Linked DNA regions of Homo sapiens: region 2 is linked to region 1. The links are chromatin contacts, found by Hi-C or POLR2A ChIA-PET in ENCODE. All regions are on one chromosome and are shown on one strand. The core of a region is the stretch at or near the end of the contact, and the rest is flanking DNA. Distances in the headings are between cores, read along the strand shown.

The links. A loop is a pair of places that touch in the nucleus more often than their neighbours do. ChIA-PET counts read pairs that join two places held with the same protein, here RNA polymerase II (POLR2A). Pooled maps may share reads with other maps.
Region 2: a loop to region 1 is called in a map of A673, with 4 times the contacts of the local background. The contact joins two enhancer-like sites. A Hi-C loop is called at or near these places in 26 of 168 maps with a recorded cell type or tissue (A673, B cell, CD4-positive, alpha-beta T cell and 18 more), 37 of 37 single-sample maps with no recorded cell type and 27 of 50 pooled maps. POLR2A ChIA-PET finds 5 or more read pairs at or near these places in 9 of 52 experiments (A673, GM12878, OCI-LY7 and 6 more).

What each region holds. Positions count from the first base shown.
Region 1 is chr11:48,106,198-48,112,372 of GRCh38, reverse strand. PTPRJ (protein tyrosine phosphatase receptor type J) reads right to left here. Exons shown (of 25, transcript NM_002843.4): 2 at 2,297-2,315. Among named protein-coding and RNA genes, the nearest start is that of MIR3161, 13 kb to the right of the region's middle. Within about 2 kb of position 2,377, at least 18 of the 41 ENCODE cell types and tissues checked have a DNase peak (open chromatin) inside an H3K27ac peak, as active enhancers do; they include A673, B cell, CD8-positive, alpha-beta T cell and 1 more, where a contact is called at or near this core.
Region 2 is chr11:47,861,223-47,867,493 of GRCh38, reverse strand. No RefSeq gene overlaps it. Among named protein-coding and RNA genes, the nearest start is that of NUP160, 16 kb to the right of the region's middle. RefSeq lists enhancers at 4,265-4,314, 5,700-5,769. Within about 2 kb of position 4,198, at least 4 of the 41 ENCODE cell types and tissues checked have a DNase peak (open chromatin) inside an H3K27ac peak, as active enhancers do; they include A673, B cell, CD8-positive, alpha-beta T cell and 1 more, where a contact is called at or near this core.

The DNA.
Region 1 (6,175 bases), core at 1,128-3,627:
CAGAGACCACTCTTGACCCCCAAACTCCATTCCCCCATTTTCCCTTCATCATACTCCTGGAGATTTTTGGCCCTGTATATGCATAGCTGTTGGGAACAAAGACCACATTTCCCAGCCTCCCATGCAGCTAGATGTTGCATGTGACTAACTTCTGTCAAACAGAGTGTGACCAGACGTTCTGTCTGACTTCTAGCAAGTGTCCTTAAAGGGTGGAGCACAACCTTCTGCCCTTCCTCCTTCTTATAGCTGTAGTGTGGATGCGATGACTGGATCTCATGCTGCCTGGCTCTAGAACCAACACTGTGGCAGTGGCTGCAGCTTCCTGATCCCAGGATCACAGCTCAGAACATTCACCGCTGGATCCAGCAACTACAGCAGGGACTTCCTGATTCCTCCCTCTCTGCTTGCTGTCTATGACCAAGGTGGTGACTCTCTAGGGGGTCAGTTCTGCAGCCTTAGTCTGGGAGTAATTTCTCAGGGCCAGGCCTAAAGCCTCCTCCCCAGCTGTTATGAGCTGACTTGTGCTCCGCCACCCCCAAATTCATATGTTGAAGTCCTAACCCCCAAGACCTTGATCTTATTACAGCAGCCCTGGCAAACTAATACAGCGGCCCTTCCAATGACTCTGTAAACTCTCACTTCCCAGGGTAAATCCTTTCAGTTAAAATAGCTCATGATTTCTGTTTCCCGCAATTCTACTACCTACGGTAGATGTTTGAATAGAAGTGTTCTTCTGCAGCAGTGATTCAAGCCTGTACAAGGTACCCACCAGTTTATTTATTAAACTAATTAACAGGAAGAAAAACCAACGGCAGTACTCTTCCCATTGTTTGCACAGGCTCTAATTACCATTATTAATTGAGATTTGCTTTATTAGAAGATTTCAGCAAGATCTGCCCATATATGCTTCCATGAGTACAATCTAATTATTTTATCTCACAAACTGAGATTTTACCAATCAGGAAAAAAAAAGTTCCCAAATTTTGGGGAGAAACAAAAACCATGGTTTTTTTTTTTTTTCCTAAAAGGTACATTTTTTAAAAAACTACCAACTACTATTATTTTTAATTTTTTTTTTTTTTTTTTTTTTTTGAGATGGAGTTTCACTCTTGTTGCCCAGGCTGGAGTGCAATGGAGTGATCTCGGCTCACTGCAGCCTCCACCTCTCAGGCTCAAGCGATTCTCCTGCCTCAGCCTCCCAAGTAGCTGGGATTACAGGTGCATGCCACCACACCTGGCTAATTTTTTTGGTATTTTTAGTACAGATGGTGTTTCACCATGTTGGCCAAGCTGTTCTCGAACTCCTGAATTCAGGTGATCCACCTGCCTCAGCCTCCCAAAGTGCTGGGATTACAGGCATGAGCCACCAGGCCCGGCCTTCAATTCTTATAGAAATGTTTTATGACCAAAAAATTAGTAAGGACATAATCCAGGGATGGATGGTGCTTTCAACTGAATATATTTAAGCTTCCTTAAAAAACTTCTAGTCATATCCTTATTTTTCTCATTTTATTACCAGGGAATGAACCAGCACTGTCAGCAGTTGGGACTCAGCCCTGTGCATGAAAGCAAAACATGCGGGAGTCCAGGTCTCATTTTCCAAAGGTTATGACGATCTTCCACCCCATTCTTTAAATGTAGCAATGTAGCAACAAAAGGGCAATGTAGCAACACAAGAAAATACTTAAAGGATAACAGCACATAAACAATATACAAATAATGTATTACAATTTCAACTAAGTTAAATCGCCCACAGATGAGGCTAGAAAAAAATTACAGAAAATATAAATTTTCATCATGATTGCACAATTAATTAAAATTTTTTCTTTCATTTGTTGTTTCCACCCTCACTCCTACTTCTAAAGAAAAATTGGGGCCGGGCGTGGTGGCTCGCGCCTGTAATCCCAGCGCTTTGGGAGGCCAAGGCGGGCGGATCACCTGAGGTCAGGAGTTCAAGACCAACATGGGGAAGCCCCGTCTCTACTAAAAATACAAAAAATTAGCCGGACATGGTGGCACGTGCCTGTAATCCCAGCTACTTGCTAGGCTGAGGCAGGAGAATCACTTGAACCCGGGAGGCGGAGGTTGCAGTGAGCCGAGATGGCACCACTGCACTCCAGCCTGGGCTACAGAGCGAGGCTCCAACTCAAAAAAAAAGAAAAGAAAAAGAAAAAGAAAAATTGGAAACCGAGCAGGTTTTAATAAATTAGCATTTCACATTGCTGTTAATGTTGCTGTGTGTCCATTAGGGGGCAGTAGCGAACAACACAAGAATAGAGAGGAAAAGGGTACTCACTGCCACCTGCGCACAGGATCTGAAACAGAAAAAGAAAACGGAAGTCAGCAGATTCATTCAGCCATGGAAAATGCAAATCAGAAATAAAGCAGTTGAGGATTTAATAATGGGGGTGGGGTGGTAAGAAGCACATTAAGCAAAGGTCTGCTGGTCAGGGTTAGGCCGTCTTGGGACATTAAACACAGGGAATCATTGCAACCTCGGGGTCAATTACAAAGGATTAACTGGGTTATGTGGGGGCTGGCGGCTGCTGACTCCCAGTGCCCAGTGTTTCTCCCCAGACACATCCCCCCACCTCCAGCCCTCTCCCCGGAGCAACTCCCCAGGTCAGCACCTCCCTCCACCCACTGTGCGATGAGCTGAAGCAGAAGGACACAGAAGCAGAGACCAGATTGTCAGGGCCAAAAAAAGGGGGTTGGGTGGGGGGGATACCAAGCCCAGCACACCCCTTCCCCAGACCCATTTCCCAGTCCTGACAGCACAGTGGAAACCAGAAATCCACTGTGTTTGGGATTTTCATTGTACAAAAATTCATCTTCTTCTTTCCATCAGTAGGTGGCAGTAAAAATTTTTAATCACATGTCAAGCAGCTTTGGGAAGAATTAATGCTTGACACACAAGAGGCCTTAAAGGTTTAGCTGACAGTGTCAGCTGGGGAGGGGAGCAGCCCTCAAGGATATTCATTGTGATCCATAATTGTTTCCCTATACTTTAAAAATCTAAAGTGATTCAAGGTTGTACACTCTATTGTTTCACAAACACACCTTTTTGGTGAATAAGATTTTTTTTTTTAAGTAGGATCGTCACGAAGAATAAAATAATCAAAAAGGACCCTGGTGGAAAAAACCGTCCTCCTACTTTCCATGACACTTAGAATAAAATTCAAACTCAGCCACAGCCCACTAGCCCCTCTGGTCTCACTGCCCCCTCACATTCTCGAAACTGATTCTCCCCTAGAGCCTTTACATATTTATTCCCTCCCACAAACACACTCTGCCCAGACCTTTTCATGGCCTGCCCAAAACGCCACCTCCTCAGCAAGTCCTTCTCCGAGCAGCCATGGAAACCAACACCCCTCACTCTCTGTCCATCACTGACTCCTCCAACCACACTGTGTGCTCCATGAGAACAGAGATCTTGTCTGTGCCCCATGCCTAGAATGGTGGACCCAGTAGGCACTCAATAAACGGCACAGGAAGGAAAGAACGAGCCCAGAGGGGGAAAGTCTTGCCCCCAGGTCCTCCAATTCTCAAACTTCCCATTCCCACCTTCCACCCTACCATCAACTCCTTCGCGCCTCAGGCCTACCCTTTTTCAGCTCATCTTCCTCCTCCAGCCCCTGCCCTTTAATCTAGGCTGAGCCTCAATCCACAGTCTAGGATGGATCATAGGAGAGAGGCAGAAAAAAGAGAAGTCAATAGCTAGGCAAGTCGCACAGGGCAGCAAACATTTTTTTGCCCAGTAAGGGGAAAGATTAAAGTAAAAGCACTGTGGGAGGCTATACTTGCAAACGCATTCTGAGGATAAAAAGGAACTCTAACTTACTAAGCACCTACTATGTAACAGACACTGTGCTGGGCTTTCTACATCCCTTGTCTCAGCACAGAACCATGGAGTGATGGCTAAGAGCTGAGACCTGGACTCAGACCGCCTGAAGGAAGTCGTTCAGTGCCACTGCTTCTGGCCATGTAACTGCGGGCAGGTAGCTTGCTTAATTAACCTCTCTGTCCCTCCCTGTCTGTATCTGCCAACAGGATGATCTTTGTACCTGCCTTGCTTTGGCGAGAATTAAGTTAAATGATCTATTTGAGCTGCTGTTGTCATCATCATCATCCTTACATCTTCACTGCAACCCTGTGAGGTATTTTTATCCCCATTTTACAGGTAACACCACCGAGGCTCAGATCCTCCTGATAGAAACCAATGTGCAATCTGAAGCTCATACTCTCCCCAGCATTGTTTTCCAAAGTATTTTTTGAATAACTTTTTTCTTAAGAGACAAGGTCTCACTCTGTCACAGGCTGGAGTGCAGTGGTGCAATCACAGCTCACTGCATCCTTGATCCCACATGCTCAAGCGATCCTCTCACCTAAGCCTCCCAAGTAGCTGGGACTACAGGCATGCACCACCATGCCCAGCTAATTTTTTTATTTCTGTATGGGGACAGCATCTCACTTTGTTGCCCAGATTGGTCAGAAGCTCCTGGGCTCAAGCAATCCTCCCACCTTGGCTTCCCAAAGTGCTGGGATTACAGGCATGAGCCACCATGCCCAGCTTTTTTCTCCAAGTATTTAAATAGACCAACAACCCAGTTGCAGAGGGCACGGAGGCCCAGAGACAGTAAGCAGCTTGTTGAAGGACACACAGCCAGAGAGGAGGCACAAGAACCAGAACCCAGATCTTGACCTCAACCACTCTCCCTTACATCTTCACAGCAAAGTCACTGGTACAGATGACCCAAAGCTTCTGCTGGCCCCCATAGCTGGACAAAAGGAGCAAACACTAAGAAAAGAGATCAAGCTCACGACTCAGCAGTGACAGACACGGGAAGAATGCAGTACGGCCCACAGTTCTGGCCAAAGACTTCCCTATATACCCCAGTTGTGTGGCAGAAAACCCGTTAGTCACCCAGATGTGCCCAGGAACACCCAATGCTACCCAGGAGGTGGAAGCTTCTCTGTCCCCTTTCCTGAGGGGAAACCCCTCGCCGGTGAGCCTTCCAGCCTTGTTCATTGCTAGAACTGCCCTAGAGATGGTTCTAGTTTCACATCCTCCTTTCTTTGTGCTGATAAGTCGAACTCTTTCTTTTCTCTTTTTTTTTTTCCTTGCCAGCAGGAAAAACCACTGCCAGTCCCAACTGTGGTTCCAGTCACAAGGATCCTCCTCCAGGCCTCAGAGAAAAAGAAATGGTTAACACGGCTTTCTGCACCATCCCAATTCAGCCAAACCTGCAGCTATGACATCAGTGGTCCACTCTGAACACTAGATTCTTCCCACTCAAAAACTAAGGCCGGGAGCAGTGGCTCACACTTGTAATCCCAGCACTTTGTGAGGCCAAGGCAGGTGGATCACCTGAGGTCAGGAGTTCCAGACCAGCCTGGCCAACATGGTGAAACCCCAACTCTACTAAAAATACAAAAATTAGCCAGGTGTGGTTGCATGCACCTGTAATCCCAGCACTCTGGGAGGCTGAGGCAGGAGAATTGCTTGAACTGGGGAGACGGAGGTTGCAGTGAGCTGAGATCGCGCCACTGCACTCCAGCCTGGGCAACAGAGTGAGACTCTGTCTTAAAAAAAAAAAAAAAAAAAAAAAGAAAGAAAGAAAGAAAAGAAAAGAAGAAAAAAAAGAAACTAAGTCATAAGGATCTTACCAGCTGCATTTACACCTAAAACTTCTAAAATTTTCCCCAACTCCTCTACATGAAAATCCTACATGTACATACACATCAAAACAGACCCCCTACGTATTCTCCTCTTCCCCTCTCTCTGACATGACTGTGTCATTAAACCTGTCTCCCAGTCTGCAAACCAGAATAACTTCTGGTTCTTCCCTCTGCTTCACTCTTTGTGGGTCACATAAAGATGTTTCCTTGCCCAGCACACCTTGACTTCCCCGCTTCTGTACTGTGCATATTGTAAACCAAGTCTTCATAACCTCCAGCCCTAAATCACAGAAACAGCCTCATCCTAGGGCTGAGAAACACTCAGGCCATTTCCATTTTCATTTCTTGAAGCTCCAGGTGCACACATGTACACACAAAATTAGGAAGTACCAGAACAGGGTTGTATCTACGGCCGTGTATTTTTGGTTTTGCTTCTGTTAGAGCAACGCCCTGACTCGACCTATAACCCCTCATTTGGAATATAAGAGGACTTAAA
Region 2 (6,271 bases), core at 2,949-5,448, 250 kb after region 1:
TGCACCACCACACTTCAGCCTGGGCAACAGAGCAAGACCCTGCCTCAAAAAAAAAAAAAAGAGGGCAGGGCACGGTGGCTCATGCTGTAATCCCCCCAATACTTTGAGAGGTCAAGGTGGGCGGATCACAAGATCAAGAGATCAAGACCATCCTGGCCAACATGGCGAAACCCCATCTCTACTAACAATACAAAAATTAGCTGGGCATGGTGGCATATGCCTGTAGTCCCAGCTATTCAGGAGGCTGAGGCAGGAGAATCACTTGAAGCTGGGAGGTGGAGGTTGCATTGAGCCGAGATTGCACCACTGCACTCCAGCCTGGCAACAGAGCGAGACTCCGTCTCAAAAAAAAGAAGAAGAATTTGGAAGGAGGAAGACAGTCTTGGGAAAGGCTGAGAGACAGTCCCAGGAGGGCATGTAAAAGAGGGTTGAATAGGATGTGAACGAGCACTCAAAGAAGGCCTCATTTAAATGGAGCCAGATGAACTTCTGTAGGTTCTTTGACCCCATACTGACTTTAGCTTTTTTTTTTTTTTTTTTTGACGCAGTCTTGCTCTATAGCCCAGGTTGAAGTGGCACAATCTCGGCTCACTGCAACCTCTGCCTCCCAGGTTCAGGCGATTCTCCTGCCTCAAGCTCCCAAGTAGCTAGGATTACAGTTGCACGCCACCACATTCAGCTAATTTCTGTATTTGTAGTAGAGACGGGGTTTCACCATGCTGGCCAGGCTGGTCTTGAACTCATGGCCTCAAGTGGAATATTCTGTGAGTTTTGACATGTATCTACCATCATAGCATCATACAGAGTAGTTTCACTCTAAAAAATTCTGTGTTCTGTTTCACTCTCGAAAATTCTCTCTCCAACCTACCCCTGCGTGCTTTTAGCTTTTAAGAAAATTCTGGGCTGAGCGCAGTGGCTCACGCCTGTAATCCAAGCACTTTGGGAGGCCGAGGTGGGTTGATCACGAGGTCAGGAGATCAAGACCATCCTGACCAACATGGTGAAACCCTGTCTCTACTAAAATACAAAAAATTAGCCAAGCCTGGTGGCACACGCCTATAGTCCCAGCTACTCGAGAGGCTGAGGCAGGGAAATCCCTTGAACCCGGGAGGCAGAGGTTGCAGTGAGCCGAGATCGCACCACTGCACTCCAGCCTGGGCAACAAGAGCGAGACTCCATCTCAAAAAAAAAAAAAAGGAAAAAGAAAATTCCGGCCAGGCACGGTGTCTCATGCCTGTAATCCCAGCACTTTGGGAGGCTGAGACAGGTGGATCACCTGAGGTCAGGAGTTCGAGAGCAGTCTGACAAACATGGAGAAACCCTGTCTCTACTAAAAATACAAAATTAGCCAGGGGTGGTGGTGCATGCCTGTAATCCTAGCTACTAGGGAGGCTGAGGTGGGAGAATCGCTTGAACCCGGGAGGCGGAGGTTGCAGTGAGCTGAGATCACGCCACTGCACTCCAGCCTGGGCAACAAGAATGAAACTCTGTCTCAAAAAAAAAAAGAAAATTCTGTTGAGTCAGTTCTACATACAAGGACATTGCCTGGCAAGGATGGCAGTATTGGACATTAGATTTCCTTTCTTCACTACCAAGTTTTGCATAGTATCTCTTTGATTAAAATCTAATTTAGCTTCTTCCTATCAGGGCCCATCAGTTTAAATCTCATGATATAACCCAGGAGATGGATAAATTGTCTCCAACTAGAGAAAAAAAATTCAGCTTAGCTGAATAACTAAATTTACATAAATAAAACTCAGCTATTGTGGACATTATTTAATTGATGTTAATTTGAAGTTATACAGTGTTTTCTTTTTCTTTTCCTTTTTTTCTTCTTTTTTGAGGCAGAGTCTCACTGTTGTTGCCCAGACTGGAGTGCAGTGGCGTGATCTCAGCTCACTGCAACCTCCGCCTCCCAGGTTCAAGTGATTCTCCTGCCTCAGCCTTCTGAGTAGCTGAGATTACAGGCGCCCACCACCACACCCAGCTAATTTTTGTATTTTTAATAGAGATGGGGTTTCACCATGTTGGCCAGGTTGGTCTCAAACTCCTGACCTCGGGTGATCCGCCTGCCTTGGCATCCCAAAGTGCTGGGGTTACAAGCATGATCCATCACGACTGGCCTACAGTGTTTTCATTCTGAAGCTCAAAAAAATCAGCATGTAATCAGCACATGAATTTTCATAATTGTCCTGTTAAGTGCACAAAGGGAGATCCAAATGAATCCAAGAAAACAGGGCTCACATGTTTCTACACATTAGAAGGGAATGGAGAAGGGAACAGGGTAAGGACGAGAATGAAAGCTAAAAAATGTCGGCAAATGTTAATAATGAAAACTTTAAACCCTGAAAAAGGAAGGATAATAATAGCTTTCTCTGAGTCAGCTTTCAATCTGCACAGAATATCATCGCTAACAGGGATCTAAACTTACCAAAAAAAAAAAAAAAAGGCGGAGGGGAAGAGAAAGAATTTTTTTCTAACTTCCCTTTTGTAGATTAATTACCAATTTATTCACCAGTTGGTGATTTGGCATCATTTCGAGTCAAAACAAATGCTTTTGTGTAGACTAAAGTTCACTGGTAAATTTAAACTAAAAATAAGATTTTCAAAAGTATTTTTAAACCGAATTTAGAAATTTAAAACATTTTTAAGACTTTCAAAAACTGTATGTTACTAAAAGTAACATTGACCCTTGATATTTATCTGAGGAATTCTCTGGAGGAAAAAAAGGATTTCATCCTGGAGATAAATTGGGCCAACTCATCTGTAGTCTTTGGTTTAATTAGCTAAACTCTTCCAGATGGAGAACATTTGAAGCAAAGGAATATTTCTGAGCCCCCTGGAAGTGTTAATAAACACAATAATATGTTACATGTAAAAGAAAATGTGCCCTTTATCTTTGAGGAAGTGTTTGGTAGCATTATAATTTTCAGTTTGACTATTGAAGAAAAAAGCTCTCATTTTATTCAACATTCAACAAACAAATACTGAGTGCTTGCTTTTCGCCAGTGCTAAACACCAAGACAGGACAGGACCCCTGCCTTTATGGAATCTCACAATTCCACCAGAATTTGCACTCCCACCAGAATTTGCCTGGCACATAGTAGCAGCTGGGTAAGTATTTGTCGAATACGTGAGTGAATGATACAGACACTTGAATAAGGAATTGTATTCGTAAAGATTTGAACAAATTACTATGGTCAGAGGGAAGCATGGGGGCCTCAAGCTGTCAGAGAAGGCTTTGCAAAGGAGTTTGTCAGATAGGAGCAGGAAAGACTTGCAGACACAGAAAATGGCACTTGCAAAGTCAGGGAGAGAAGAAACAGTAACATATATTTAGGCAACAGCTAGTAATTTGTGTGGTTGGAGAGTAATGTGTATAAGGAATGTGCCCAGAAGGTAGTAAGACCACAAAGATGGGTTGGGGCTTATTTGAGGAGGACCCTGAAAACCTGCTAAGGTTAGACTTGACCCTTTAGTATGTGTTGGTGTTTTAGAAAGATAACTCGAGACATAGTATTAGAGGATACACAGAAGGAGAGAAGGAAGGAAAAGATACCAAGGGTTAAGTGCCATGTTTGTGCCCATCCCTAGGCTAGATCCTCTATGTATTTATATTAAACTCATTTAATCCTTGCAATACTCCCATTGGTTACCTAATATTGTCCTTATTTTCAGCGGGAAACATTCAGAGAAATTATGCAATTTCCCCCAGACCATACAGTTAATAAAAGATGGGACTAGGATTTGAAACCAGGGTTCTAAAAAAATCTTGTTGGAGAATAAAAATACCAATGGACTCATACAAATTAGTATTAGGGAAAATAAACAGTAGAAGACTGGAGAAAGTGAATATTAAGAAAGACACACATGTAAGACGCAAGGGGAAAAAAGCATGACTATACAAAAGGATATTTACAGTAAGGAGATACAACACAGGAAGTGGAAAGATAATCACAGAAAAACCACAACATGTGTTTTTAAAATGCAAAGCCCCTGGGAAGAGAAAGCAAATGATACAATAATGCCATTCACTCTGGCATCCTGTGCATTTGGTTTTGCTCTTTACTCTTTTTTTTTAACTTTAAACAATTTGTTATGAGAGTAACAAAGATACGGCTTATGATCTTGTAACTCTAATGCTCTAAATCAGAAACAGATGGTGCCTAGTGTACCCTGTTTCCTAGAAACTGCAGAACTTTGAGGACAACACCCTCTCTGCACTGCACCACTGATTTCAGTTCCTTCACAGATACTAATACATGGCTAAATAACGTGGTTGCTGAGTATTGTATTGGAATATCTGTTTTCCTTGCTCGGGAATCTTTTTGAAGTTTAAAACTTTTCTCCATTTTTATTCCTTTTTCTGATTCAAAAAGTAATTCCTTTTTATTGTGACAATTTTTAAAAATATGGAACAAAGAAAAAAATAAAAATCCCCATTCCCTTCCCACCCAGCAATAACCAACGACCACTGTTAACATGTTGACAACATTCTTCTAGTTATTTTTCTGCACACACAAACACACTTCATAGAAAACTGAATGTATAGAAATTGTTTTCTAATTGTTTTGTTCACTGAGCAATAAATACTTTACATTTTTTCACATCATCAAATGTTTATGATAATTGCCAGTATTCCATCATATTGGAGAAGTTAATTTATTTATCTTCCCACTTTTTCATTCAACAAATTCTTTTATTTTTTTTTGAGACGAGTCTCGCTCTGTGGCCCATGCTGGAGTGTAGTGGCATGATCTCGACTCACTGCAACTTCTGCCTCCTAGGTTCAAGCGATTCTCCTGCCTCAGCCTCCCAAGTAGCTGGGATTACAGGCATGCACCACCACGCCCAGCTAATTTTTGTACTTTTAGTAGAGACGGGGTTTCACCATGTTGGCCAACTGGTCTCAAACTCTTAACCTCAGGTGATCCACCCGCCTCGGCCTCTTAAAGTGCTGGGATTACAGGCGTGAGCCACCATGCCTGACCCTCTTTCAACAAATTCTAATTAACACCTACTATTTGTCAGAAATGTGCTCAGCACTGGATACACAGTGGTGAGCAAAGCAGGCAAAGATCTTGCCCCCATGGAGTTTAAAGTCCTCTATTGACCTATAGTTTGCTTGAGAACTTTTTTTATTTTAAAAAAATAGCACAGTGAGGCTGGGCGCCGTGGCTCAAACCTGTAATCCCAGCACTTTGGGAGGCCGAGGCAGGCGGATCACAAGGTCAGGAGTTCGAGACCAGCCTGGCCAACATGGTGAAACCCTGTCTCTACTAAAAATACAAAAATTAGCCAGGTGTGGTGGCACACACCTTTAATCCCAGCTACTCAGGACGTTGAGGCAGAAGAATCGCTGGAACCCAGGAGGCAGAGGTTGCAGTGAGCTGAGATCGCACCACTGCACTCCAGCCTGGGTGACAGACTGAGTGAGACTCCGCCTCAAAAAAAAAAAAGCTCAGTGAAATCTGGCAAACACTACCTCAGCTAAGTGACTAAGCTTAACATAATCAGCGAAAAGTCACGCAGACAGCATGTACCCCTGCTGCTGTGCTGGGACAAGAATGGCACTTTACCTCTGTGGTCTTCCTCTCATAACCCTAATCTAATCATGATTTTTTAAGAGAAAAATCAGACAAAAGACATTCTACAAAATACTTGTTCAGTACTTCTCAAAACTGTCAAGGGGAATTCCTGACTAGCTTGGGCAACATAGAGAGATTCCATCTCTACAAAACATTTAAAAATTAGCCAGGCATGGTGGCATGTGCCTGTAGTCCCAGCTACCCAGGAGGCTGAGGCGGGAGGATCACTTGAGCCTGGGAGATTGAGGCTGCAGTGAGCTATGATCATGCCACTGCACTCCAGTCTGAGCGACAGAATGAGACCTTGTCTCTTAAAATTGGGGGAAAAAAAGTATGGATTTTAGTTAATAATACTGTATCAATATTGGTTTATTAGTTTGGGCATGGTGGCTCATGCCTGTAATCCCAGCACCTTGGGAAGCTGAGGTGGGCAGATCACTTGAGGTCAAGAATTCAAGACCAGCCTGGCCAAAATGGTGAAACCCCATCTCTACTAAAAATACAAAAACTAGCCAGGCATGGTGGCAGGCATCTGTAATCCCAGCTATTCTGGAGACTGAGGCAGGAGAATTGCTTGAATCAGGGAGGTGGAGATTGCACTGAGCCGAGATCAGGCCACTGCACTCCAGCCTGGGTGACAGAGCGAGACTCTGTCTCAAAAATATATATATATATGTATTGGT